Linked DNA regions of Homo sapiens: region 2 is linked to region 1. Evidence: read pairs that join two places in POLR2A ChIA-PET (ENCODE). Cell type or tissue: GM12878. All regions are shown on one strand. Links, peaks and the distances in the headings refer to the core of each region. The heading gives the core; the rest is flanking DNA.

The links. Peaks named below come from ENCODE experiments on the same cell type or tissue, not always from the same donor. Only the 100,000 strongest peaks of a DNase experiment are listed, where the experiment ranks them.
Region 2: POLR2A ChIA-PET joins it to region 1 with 9 read pairs; 2 of 35 experiments call an interaction of 5 or more read pairs at or near these places.

What each region holds. Positions count from the first base shown.
Region 1 is chr4:77,190,428-77,196,558 of GRCh38, forward strand. It overlaps LOC107986292 (a long non-coding RNA gene), which reads left to right. Exons shown (of 4, transcript XR_001741742.1): 4 at 1,784-2,146. Among named protein-coding and RNA genes, the nearest start is that of CCNG2, 36 kb to the left of the region's middle. RefSeq lists an enhancer at 3,428-3,477. In GM12878, for the core only: no CTCF peak of the experiment used is centred there; a DNase peak (open chromatin) is centred at 3,484; H3K4me3 peaks cover 1,519 bases; H3K27ac peaks cover 1,499 bases.
Region 2 is chr4:77,442,312-77,448,442 of GRCh38, forward strand. No RefSeq gene overlaps it. Among named protein-coding and RNA genes, the nearest start is that of CXCL13, 160 kb to the right of the region's middle. In GM12878, for the core only: no CTCF peak of the experiment used is centred there; no DNase peak of the experiment used is centred there.

The DNA.
Region 1 (6,131 bases), core at 485-5,484:
AGTGTTATTGTATGACTTGTAGATGAAGATTCTCACTGACTTTTGGGCCTGCAGAAGCAGGTGCTACCATTGCAGGCCTTGGACATGAACATGGTATTGTTCCAAATTCATTTCTGCATTATTTATACATTTGCAACTTCAAAGTGGGGCTGACCATTTCCCTTTTATAAGGGTGCCTCTTTTCTTGGGCTTTCCAGGATGCCATGTCTCCTTTCTTCTTCCTTCCTTTACAGGCAGTGCTGTGTAGTGTGCTGACTACAGGTAAGGATTCTGGAGCCAGACTGCTTGGGTTTGAATCCACGTCCACTACTGTGGCTGTGCTACCTTAGGCCAATTTTTCATCCTTGTGTGGTTCAGATTCCTCATGTGGGACATGAAGACCAATAATAGAATTGTTGTGAGAGTTAAATGAGTCAATATGTATTGCACGTGGAACAGATCTGGTTAATAGTGCTATATGTGCTTGTGCCATGAACTAGTTCTAGATGCTTTACAAACATAATATCAACCAACTCTCACAACAGTTTTATAAGGAAGCACTATTTGTATCCCTATTTCACAGCCTGAGAAAACAGAAGCTTAGAGAGGTTAGCTAGTGTGAGGTCACAGAGCTAGTAGGTAGTAGAGTTGGGAATTAAACCCAGGTTTTTCTGTCTACCTGTAAAGTCTGTGTTCTTGACCACTATTTACCCAGTCTTCCATAGTAGGTGTTTTAAATTTTTGAGAAAGTTTTTTGTCTTTTTTTTTTTTTTTATTTTAATGGAGTCTCGCTCGCTCTGTTGCCCAGGCTGGAGTGCAATGGCATGATCTCAGTTCACTGCTTGAACCTCCTGGGTTCAAGCAATTCTCCTGCCTCAGCCTCCCAAGTAGCTGGGACTACAGGCGCCTGCCACCATGACCGGCTAATTTTTTTTGTATTTTTAGTAGAGACGGGGTTTCACCATGTTGCCTATGGCTGGTCTCCAACTCCTGGCCTCAAGTGATCCACTCCCCTTGGCCTCCCAAGGTGTTGGCATTACAGGCGTGAGCCACCGCACCCGGCCGAAAGGTTTTTTTAAACAGTTCTTCTCCAGCATGTTTGGCAATTTTGTTGATTCTATCTGGCTACCCTAAAGGAAGAGTATCTATCTCCTTTCTCCTGACTACAAGTATGTGAACACTCAAGATGAAAGAAGGGGACTAGCATCAGTAAATTCCCGGAAAGCACTGGTGACAGTCGCAGGAATAAACTAGGTCAATTTGTGTCTCATTGTCCATTGACCTATTGCCTTAGACTTGGTTAGATCTCAGTGTGATTCCAGCTGGCCTCTCAGCTTCTCTTCTTTTCATCCTCACATCTATCCTCCAATGGGATTCATGTAGCTAAACTTGCAGCTTTTCAAAAACTTTTGCTCTAAATACCTCTAATAATGGATAAGTGCCTCTGGAAACTCTGGGGAAGGTAGAGTTTAAAGCAGTCTGTGATAAGCATAAGATTTCTTTGAAGGCTCATGTTTTCTTAAGATTTCATGCAAATTTTACAATGTATTTCCTTTTTTTAAATTTTAAATCAATGTTTTATCTAGGAATGATTTTAGATTTACATAAAAATTGAGGGATAGTAAAGTGAATAACATATTCTCTTCACCTAGTTTCCCCTAATGTTAACATCTAATGTAACCACAGTACATTTGTCAAAACGAAAAGATTAACATTCGTATATTGCTAAGAACTCCAAACTTATTTGGATTTCACCAGTTTTTTTTTTTCACTAATATAGATTTTTTTGTTGTTGTTGTTCCAGAATCCCATCCAGGGTATGACATTGAACTTACTCATCACGTCTCTATAGTGTCTTCTGGTATGTAATACTTTCTCAGTCTTTCTTTATTTCCATAACCTTGATTAACTGTTTTGAAGATTACTGGTCAGCATTTTGTAGAATGGCTGTCAGTTTGACTTTGATGTTTTTCTTATGATTATGTTAGGGGTATGGGGTTTGAAGAAGCATACCATGGGAGCGAAGTGCTCTTCTCATCATATCAGGGGGTACATAATAGCAACATGGTTTATCTTTGATCATATTAATCTGGATCACTTGGTTAAGATAGTGCCTGCGAGGTTTCTTTTTTTGAGATGGAGTCTTGCTCTATCGCCCAGGCTGGACTGCAGTGGCGCGATCGTGGCTAACTGCAAGCTCCGCCTCCCGGGTTCACGCCTTTCTCTTGCCTCAGCCTCCCGAGTAGCTGGGACTACAGGGGCCCGCCACCATGCCCGGCTAATTTTTTGTATTTTTAGTAGAGACGGGGTTTCACCGTGTTGACCAGGATGATCTCAATCTCCTGACCTCGTGATCCGCCCACGTAGGCCTCCTAAAGTGCTGGGATTACAGGCGTGAGCCACCGCGCCCGGCTGAGGTTTCTGTACTATACAGTTATTACTTTTCCCTTCGTCTACTCTGTTCTTTGGAAGGGATTCTCTAAAACTTGCTCAGACTCAAGGAACGGGTGTGGTGATTAAACTCCACCTCCTGGAGTGGGGAGTTACATATATTATTTGAACTTTTTCTGCAAGAAAGATTTATCTCTTTTCCCATTCATTTATTTATATTGGTTTGGATTACTATTGTCTTAATATAAAATAAATCTTTTTATCCCCAAATGTACAAGTGGAATGACTTTCCAGAAACATGTGAGTCCTGAGGATACTCATACTTTCTAGCCCGCCGTTTGCGAAGCACAGACAAAACCCAAAGCCTCACTGGGTTACTTCCTTGCTTCCATTGAGTCATCCTCCTCAATAATACTTGTGAATGAACGAATAAATGCATAACACGCACAGGTGAGCGATGAGAAATACCAGCGTTGTCTGACGGTAAGGATATTTGTGTTCAACACCAGTGTCTGACCAAATAGCTACTCATATTTCTTCTGAAATTCTTTAGGGCACACTAAACATCTTCCATGTTGTCTAAGTGCTGGAAGGGAAATTGATTCAGCCACTTTTTGAAGGTGACTCTAAATTATTCTCTCAAAATACTCAACAGCCTTTACAATGTAGTTAAAAAAAAAAAGCGGGTGGAGGGGAGAAATGCCTGTCTAAAGTAGGAAGCCCCAAGAGAAAGCCCTGGGGCGTCCAGAGGCTTGGTTTCACCTGGCAGCCGTCTGGGACCAATTGCGGAGTTGAAGTAGCTCCTACGCTTTCTCATTGGTCCTCACCCAGGGGGAAGGCGTGGCTTCAAGTGTAAAAGGCGAGGAAGCCTGGCGGGGCTGTGGGTTGTTCCGCTGGTGGATGGTTTGGGGTTGGTCGGGCGGGGTTTCTTCCAAAGCTTTGTAGGCCTGCGAGGTACTAAGAAGTTCTCTGGTGGCTGGAGGGGTGGGTGGAAAGGACCAAGCTCTTGGTAATTCTCAAGGGGGAACTTTGGTTAGCTTGCTTTAGAAGTGAAAGATGAACGAAGAAAAAAGCGAGGGCACTTAAGCGGACTAAGGAACTCGAAAGAAGGGGAACTAGGCGTTGTGTGTGGGCAGAAAATACCTCCTAGGAGGTCACAGCAACTCCCTGAAGTCGTTTTTAGCAGGCTTGCCTCTTCCAGTTACTGTGCTTTCTTAGAGTTTGTTCTTTTAGAAGCTTAAGATACAATCTTGAATTGAGGTTTCTTCTCTCATGCTCAAGCCTTACTTGCTGAGAAGGCTCCTGTCTCTTGACTTCTGTTTAATCTCTACCATAGACTTTAGCAAAGCCACTCTTATAGCTAACTTACTGAAGTTACGTAAACTCCAAGAGAAATACACGGGTTTAGAGGTTCTACGTTTAAAGCAAGCGCAGCAATCTTTAGAACTTCCTTTTAGCTATTTGGAATCCCAAAGTCTCTATTAAACACCTGTCTGGAGTAATGGTGGAAAGTGACTAAAAAGCTAGCTTCTCATCTCTTCAGAGACTAAAAATTAGATCCACTTCGATGAAAACCATAAGAAAATGTAGATCAACTTTGAATTAGTTTTTTTTTGAGGGTAGGAAACGTCCCTTTGTGACCTATTAGTAAAAAAAACTAAAATGAACTTCAAGCATGTGGCTTTTAAGACTCCTTACTAGGAAGTTAGGATCTTAATCATATTCAGCAGAAAGCAGCTGTCTGCCTCGAAGACACGCAACCTGTGGGCTGCAACTGACCTTCCACCTGGTTGTGGAGGTGGGAGACTCGTTGACTGGCAAGCCTCAGGTAATGTCAGACTGACACACCTGAAAGCACTTCTGATAGCAGTTAGAAACTTAGTAGTTGAAACAGGAAATTTCATCTAGTTGAACAGATCGTTAGCATTGAGAATGGACACTTCCTTTAGGCTTACTAGGAAAGGCAAACCATCTGTCATGGAAAAGATAAAGTGGCATCTTAGTGACAGACTCAAAAGTACACAGCATGATGGATATGTTCATTATCTTGACTGACAATTTCACAGGTGCGATGGTAGCAAGTTACATAGCTTAAATATCGTAATTCTTGCGTGCCAGCTACAGAAAAGTGCTTTTTAAAACCATGTCCAGTCATGTAGGTCCACCTGCCTTAACCTGAACAAGGGTGAATAAATACATGGGTAGGGACATGAAGCACTCTCCCCTCATCCCCATCAGCATGGAGTTACTTTCTTCACACTGTCCTTACAAAGCAGGGTTCAAGGAGAAGAGCAGAGTTCTTTCCTTCATGTAGATAATCTGATCAAGGGATGTGTCTCCCAGGCTGACAATCCACTTGACAAAGAGTCACTTGACAGGTCTGGGATCTCGAAGCCCAAGGCTTTCCAACACTGTTAGTTAAGTGCTGTAATTAGAGCTGGGGTGCTGGGGCAGGGAAGGCTCCTGCAGGATGGTCAAGGATGGGAATAGGTGGCCTTGTTTTTCCACAGTTGCTTAACATTAAAAACTAGTCTTCTGATTAGTCATCCTGTAGCATTCTCACCTGTACTTGTGTCCTTTTACTGATAGCAAAACTTTCTCTGCTTTTATAGACTCCAGAAGCTAATACAGCAGTGACTTAGTCCTGCCAAATAAGAATTTGGTCAAATTTAAGTGCATGGTACGGATGCCTTATCTCCCTAATCCTTTTCCCGTTTTTGTAAACTTCAACCACTATAAAAGCCGAGGGAAACAAAAACTAACTTTACATAAACAACTTTACTTCAAAACTAATACTCTGGGCTGGGTGAGGTGGCTCACGCTTGTAATCCCAGCACTTTGGGAGGCTGAGGCGGGTGGATTGCCTGAGGTCAGGAGTTCAAGACCAGCCTGGCCAACATGGCGAAAACCCTATCTCTACTAAAAATACAAAAATTAGCTGGGCGTGGTGGCAGGTGCCTGTAATCCCAGTTACTCTGGAGGCTGAGGCAGGAGAATCATCTCTTGAACCTGGGAGACAGAGGTTGCAATGGGCCGAGATTGCACCATTGCACTCCAGCCTGGGTGACAAGAGCAAAACTCCGTCTCAAAGAAAAAAACCAAAAATCCAAACTAATACTGATAGATCACTGGGTCTTCAGGACTTTTCACCTAGGCTAACAGTAAAGACACTGGAAAGTTCATCTTTCCCACCTCAGGCAGAGCAAAATATCTACTACCGACCCAATTAACTATAGTTTCAACTGCAGGTGAGTCCTATGGAACTGATGTCTATATGTAGGTGTTATTGCATAGGCTTCTGGGGCATGCCACATAGTTCTAGAAAAACTCACATGGCTTAGGAGACAAGTTTAAAGTTATGGCTGGAGAGCAAGGTAGAAGGGGCTGAAACATCTCAAATATCAACTTCCTTTTAGAACAAGATGTGGAGTAGTGCAGGATTTGTCAATGGCACTCCCGCCATTCCTAAGGCTGCTTATGTACTTCTGAGCTTTGGCCTGATGCGTGTTTGTCTGTCTTGCAACTGGCCTCACTCCAATCTGAACTCCTGATGTCTCTTAAAGCTTGCCTGAGAACCCAGCTTTTTAGTAGCTCAAATCCTTACTATCCCTTAGGATAGCATTACTTTGAAAATCCTCAGTTGTGCCAAGACCATTTCGGATTCAACCTATTTTTGGGGTTCCTGCTTAGTGTCTAGTGTCTACCTAGAGCTGCTTGATGCCAGAGGCTAGTGGCTTCTTTACCAGGAAACTGATGGTAGC
Region 2 (6,131 bases), core at 461-5,460, 250 kb after region 1:
GTTAAGACTGCCACCTGGTCACACTGGACTCCTCATGCCTCTGACTTAGCAGGCTGAGAGGGGAGTAATGGTGTTGGCTGGGGTGATATATGTAGACGGCTACTCTGCAGTTGAGGTAAGGAAGAATAGTTCTGGAATACAGGATATCTCTTAGAAAGTCATAGTATTACCATGCCCTATGATTAAGTTCAATGGGAAATTACAACAACCCTAGCCAGGCAGGACTAGGAATGGCTCAGAACTTTCAGGAATGAAGATTTGGGTCACCTTACCAGGTAAAGAACCATAATCAGATGAAATACTTGCTGAAGGCAAGGGGAATATAGAATGTGTCCTGGAAAGATCATTAAAAATACCACCTATGACCACATGACCAGTTATATAGCGGTAGACTGTCATGAGTATTTCTAAAGAATGTATATACCCATTAATATATTAAGCAAATTTTTATTTTCATTCTTATTCCTTTATTATGTAATACAGGACTTACTGATTTATTTTGAGATGGAATCTCTCTCTGTTGCCCAGGCTGGAGTGCAGTGGCATGATCTCAGCTCACTGCAACCTCTGCCTCCCAGGTTCAAGCAATTCTTCTGCCTCAGCCTCTTGAGTAGTGGGGACTACAGGTGCGTGCCACTGCACCCAGCTAATTTTTGTATTTTTAGTAAAGACGGGATTTCACCATGTTGGCCAGGCTGGTCTTGAACTGCTGACCTCAGGTGATCCAACCGCCTTGGCCTCCCAAAGTGCTGGGATTACAGGCACGAGCCACCACGCCAAGCCAGACTTACTCATTTTATATGAGTATTTTACTGCGTAGTATTTAAGTTGTGGACTATCAGTGGAAGAGTAAAGCTCACCCAAGGACTTTACATTTTCTGCCGAAGAAATTAAGGTGTTTTATTTGTAGGATAGTTGCATTATGCTAGGTAAGGAGATGCAAATGGGTGCCAAGTTGACAAGAAGTGGACTTGTGATGGCTAATTTTAGATGTCAGCTTGACTTGATTAAGGAACACCTGGAGAGCTGGTAAAGCATTATTTCTGTGTGTGGGTGAGGTGTTTCCAGAGGAGACTGTCATGTAGGTTGGTGGACTGAGTGAGTGAGTGGGGAAGATCCACCCTCAAGGTGGGTAGGTACCAATCAATTGGCTAGGGACCCAGATAGAACAAAAAGGCAGAGGAAAAAAGTCTCTCTCCCAGAGTTGGGACATCCTCCTCCTCCACCTCCTGCTCTTAGATGTCAGAACTTCAAGTGCTCTGGTGTTTGGACCAGGGACATACACCAGTGACCACCCCCACCCCACCCCCAGTTCTCAGGCCTTTAGCCTCAGACTGAGAGTCACACCCTTAGCTTCCCTGGTTCTGAGGCTTTTGGACTTGAACAGAGCAGTGTTCCCAGCATCCCAAGTTCTCCAGTTTGCAGATAGCCTGATATGGGACTTTTCAGCCTCCATTAACACATGAGTCAGTACCCCTAGTTAATCCCCTTCCATATATTTGTTTCCTATTGTTTCTGTCTCTGGAGGACCCTGACAAATCCAACATCCCTCAGTTCACTATGCTCCTGCAGAGCATCGGTAAAACTTAGTACAAATAAGGAGGTGGCTCTAAAGGGTGCCTAGTAATCATTGTGTTCTTCACCTCCATGACCTTGCAGTAAAATTAAAATTTGAAAAGCCAGAGAATGTCCATGATGGAGCAGTTAAAATTAATTTTATTGCATCTTTTAAGTACATGTCTGATGTTCTGCATGATGAAATGGGAAGTACACATAAAGCTCTTTGCTTATGAAAGTATGATGGCTGTCTTAAAGCCAAGAACTTGTGCAATTGTCATTCTTCCAAGTAGAAATGGTATTCCATGAAGAATGTAGTTCAGCTCACTACTCAAATTACTGTGGCTCAGACTTGGATTTTGGACCGACATTTTCTTAAATGAATAAAGTGAGCTAGTCACTTCAAGAAAACCAGCTGATGGTATTGGTTAGCACTGGTAAAAATTTGTGTTCAGGTAAAATTTAGATTTTTGGAATCTGCCTCCTTGAGCTTGACAACTTCTGATTAAAGACTTTTGTAATGAGAATAGTCATATTAAGAATGTGAATTTTTGCTATTTTATAATGAAAATACCAACATGTAGAAGGTCTGCATAACTCCACCAACAAACTTTCCAGATGACCAGTGTATGATAGTACAAAATCACATGAGATAAATCCATTTAAAAAATAAATCAATGGACTTGAAGAGAGCATGATGTTCATTGATACAGCTACTAATTCCAAATTGCAACTCATCTTTACCAGTTGAGTTTTGGTATAGCATTAAACAAATATCCACAGTTACCTAAAAAGGCATTAAAAATATTTCCTTGTGAGGTTAGATTTTATTTATAAGCTTCAAAGTAACATTGCAACAGATGGAATACAGAAATAGGTATGGGAATTCAACTGTCTTCTAATCCACCAGGTACTTGCAAATACATAAAACAATGTTGCTATTCTATTTTTTGTTTAAGAAATTTTTTCATAAAATGACATTTTGATGAGATTAACATTTTTAAGTTAAATGTTCTCAAACTTTAAAAAAATCTTAGTATTGTGTATGTCAATAGATAAAATCCACCCAAAAGCTAATTGGGCTTTTCATTTTAATAGCATAAAAGGGTCCCAAGACCAAAAAGTTTGAGAACTGCTCTACAAGTTCTGATCACTTATTTCTGTCATGCTGAGAATAGATCTTGAAGTTGCCAGAGGCCAGTACTTCAGTAGTTTGATCCTTCTGTTTGCCACAGCTTTCAGTTGCCTATTTATCCTTTTCTACCATCGTCTGGTAGTACTTGGAAATATCAAAGAAATATCAGAGAATAAACCACTATCCAAGAAGAGGATAGTTGCAATCTGAAGAGTCATTGGCCTTCAAGGAAAAAATCGACTAGAGAGTACATGTAGTTGGACTGCATATATACCTTGGCAATATTTGTCTTCAGTTCTGTTGGAAGTTAACCTCCTGTGTTATCCTCCTACCTTCCTGGGGGCAATAGCCTACTTCAGGATGTGAGATCCGTAGGTGTAAGAACCTGTCCACGTCACTCATAAGAAATAATTCTTTCAATATAGGTTTAAAGTTTATGTTTTTAAATGTGTTCTTAAGAGGATTTCAATCATAACAGCTACTTGTTAATTCTTTTTATGTCTCTCCCTCACACCAACTTACATCATATATTACAAACTTTGGCTTTGGTGAGTGTTTCCCTAATCATTATTTTGCACAAGTATGTACATACTTGTGTAGATACATGTTTTCATAATGTTCATTTCGATTATATTACATGTTCAGCATGTTTCCATGACCACAGAATAGATCATGAACAGATTTCTAAGGACAAATGGTTCAATATTTTCAAATGTTGCATAGAATTGGATGGTTATGGACTTTGTATAATTTTTAACCCTTCCCATATAGTTTGTTGTACCCAAATTTTAGTTCTTGTAGCTGTTCAAATGAACAGGCATATACATCTATCCTTACACAGTTTTAGAAGTACTTCCATAAGATTCATAGGAGTGCAGTACAATCCTTTTAATTCAAGGAAGTGGGATCCAGAGGGCAAGAAATCTATCTAAGGCCAGATTCAAACCATAACTGTCATCAGGGATCATAAAATTTCCATGATGCCCTGTCAGCTGCTGTTCAGCTTACATGGTTAACAAGGAAGAAAGGGCTCTTCCTTTATTAGTGTGATGGATAGACTACTTGAGTAATGGTTGAAAGCCTAGGCAGTAATTGTCATGTTTTTGTCATTCTTTTTCTAAGTATGGCTCTTAAATGTCAGGGACATTTTTCTTGGCAGAATGAACACAATTTTTGTGTGCAGGGGACAGAGTTGACCTCCTGGGACTGCAGGATTTTTGTTTTGCTCCTCCAAGGTAGTCCATAGATATAATTTGAGTACTCTAGTATAGTAGCCTATGCCATAGGGATAGAAAATAACTCTGAACAAAAGAAGGAAATCAATGCCCTGTGATGGAGAATGGGGTTAAATAGATACAGCTGCAAGAGGCGAATTATCAACTCTACTTGGAGATTCACAGTGAGTGATGCTTAAGTTGAGATTTGAAGGGTGAGTAGACGTTTATCTTGGAGGGCATTCAAATCATAGAGAACAGCACATGCGGGGGCTCGGTGTTCTGAAAGTCACTGATATATTCAGGCAAATATCTTTTTTCCTACCCTGGGATTGGTAGAAGTTGCAATGGGAGGTAAGCAGGATCACATCACAGAAGGCTGATCCCCTGTTATAAATTTGGTCTCTCTGACTTCAATATTCGCTTGAGTTACTGTAATGACCTGGATGAGAAATGAGGGCATGAATGATGGAATAAGACATGATGGATTTGAGAAATTTAAAGACTGAACAGATGCCAGCTGAAACTTATCCAGGGTCCTAGTTCTGTTGAGCCTCAAACTAATTGGGAGACAACTGGCTGCCCAGGGATAGGAAAGTTGGTAGTTATCCAATTTGATTCGAGATTTCCTGAGTTGAGATCCAAGTTCACGTCACTCAGGGGCAATAGAAGGCATTTAGCCACACTGCTAATATTTGATTCTGAACTTCTTTACAAGACAGTGTGAGAGCGGTCAAACTTAACAAACCACAAATCTAAGAATGTAATAGGTTATGAGCACAATTCAAAGCTTTAATGCTGGTCACTCCTAATGTAAAAGGTTGGTGAAACTCCAGTTTTCATACAATTGATGTCCAGTGCCAAGGTCCATACTAGATGATACTTTCTAATTTGATTATACTAATATGGTAATTGAGATGTGCTGAGCTAATAATCTAATGATTGAAAGGCAAATAGTTGCACATTTATACTATTCTCACTCCTAAAATTCTCCCCCATTTGCTTTCCCTGTAACTTCTCTACACTAATGTGGCAGTTTGGACTGCCCATACCGGCAGATCCCTGGCTAATCAGTTTGAAAGAGTTTCAAATGAATGACATTCGATTTTAAAACAAAAAGCCCCCTGGCTCTTGTAAACAGAAATAAATGTAATGAGAGGTGAGAGGATATTGGGTAGCTCATGCAATTATCAGGAACAGGGAATCAAGCTCAGAAAATGTTAGGGGGATAGTTGACAACACAGCCCAAGAATCAACTGAAGGCATCAGTGCTAGGATCTCATGCAGCTGGCAATGCTGTCATCAGTCAGTCTGGCGCAAACAACACCAAGAAACAAAGACACTGGAGACTTGACACTTTCATTAATAGATGCAGCAGCACTCAAAGTCTCATAGGTAAGCATTTGATTAACTCATTCTAGGTCATGCCCAGCTCCCAAGAGGATAAGGGAACGTTGAGACTACATTTGGACTGCTAGGTTTGTAGCAGGAAACAGGCTTTGTCATGTGCAAGATCCATGTAGGAACCCATATAGTAAGGGGTTCTATTGCCACACTAATGTAAAAACACTCCAAAACTTAGTGGCTTAAAACAAACATCTACTATGCTCACAAGATCATAGGTCTGCTTAGTGATTCTTCTGGTCATAGCTGGGCTCACTCTGGTGGTTGGCTGGCTGGTAGCTAATTTAAGATGGCCTTAACTGGGACCACTGGCCCTATTCTATGTGTCTCATCTTCTAACTAGATTCTGGACACAATTCTCATGTCAATCACAGATCTCTAATATCTAGGCCCAGACCTGTCATATTGTCAGTTCTACATTCAATTTGCCAAAGTCAAGATTCAAAGGAAAGGGAAATTGTGGTTCCTTCTAGTCATCAAGAAGTAGAACCTAAGATTGGATGCAATAATAGCTTCAGTTCTCCACCTCTCTTTCATCTGCACTTTTTTTACTCTTACAATGAGGGACAAAGTCTCTTGTCCACCTTTTCACTGGGAAGCTCAGTTGATCTTTCTATTCTTTCAGCTATTAACGGCATCTATAACTAAATATGTCTGATTCGTTCTTGTACAAATTGCATATTTCACACAATTCTGGGTCTTTTTTTTTTTTTTTTTTGGAGAGTCTCACTCTGTCACCCAGGCTGGAGTGCAGTTGCACTATCTCAGCTCACTGTAACCTCTGCCTCCCGGGTTCAGGCAATTCTCCTGCCTCAGCTTCC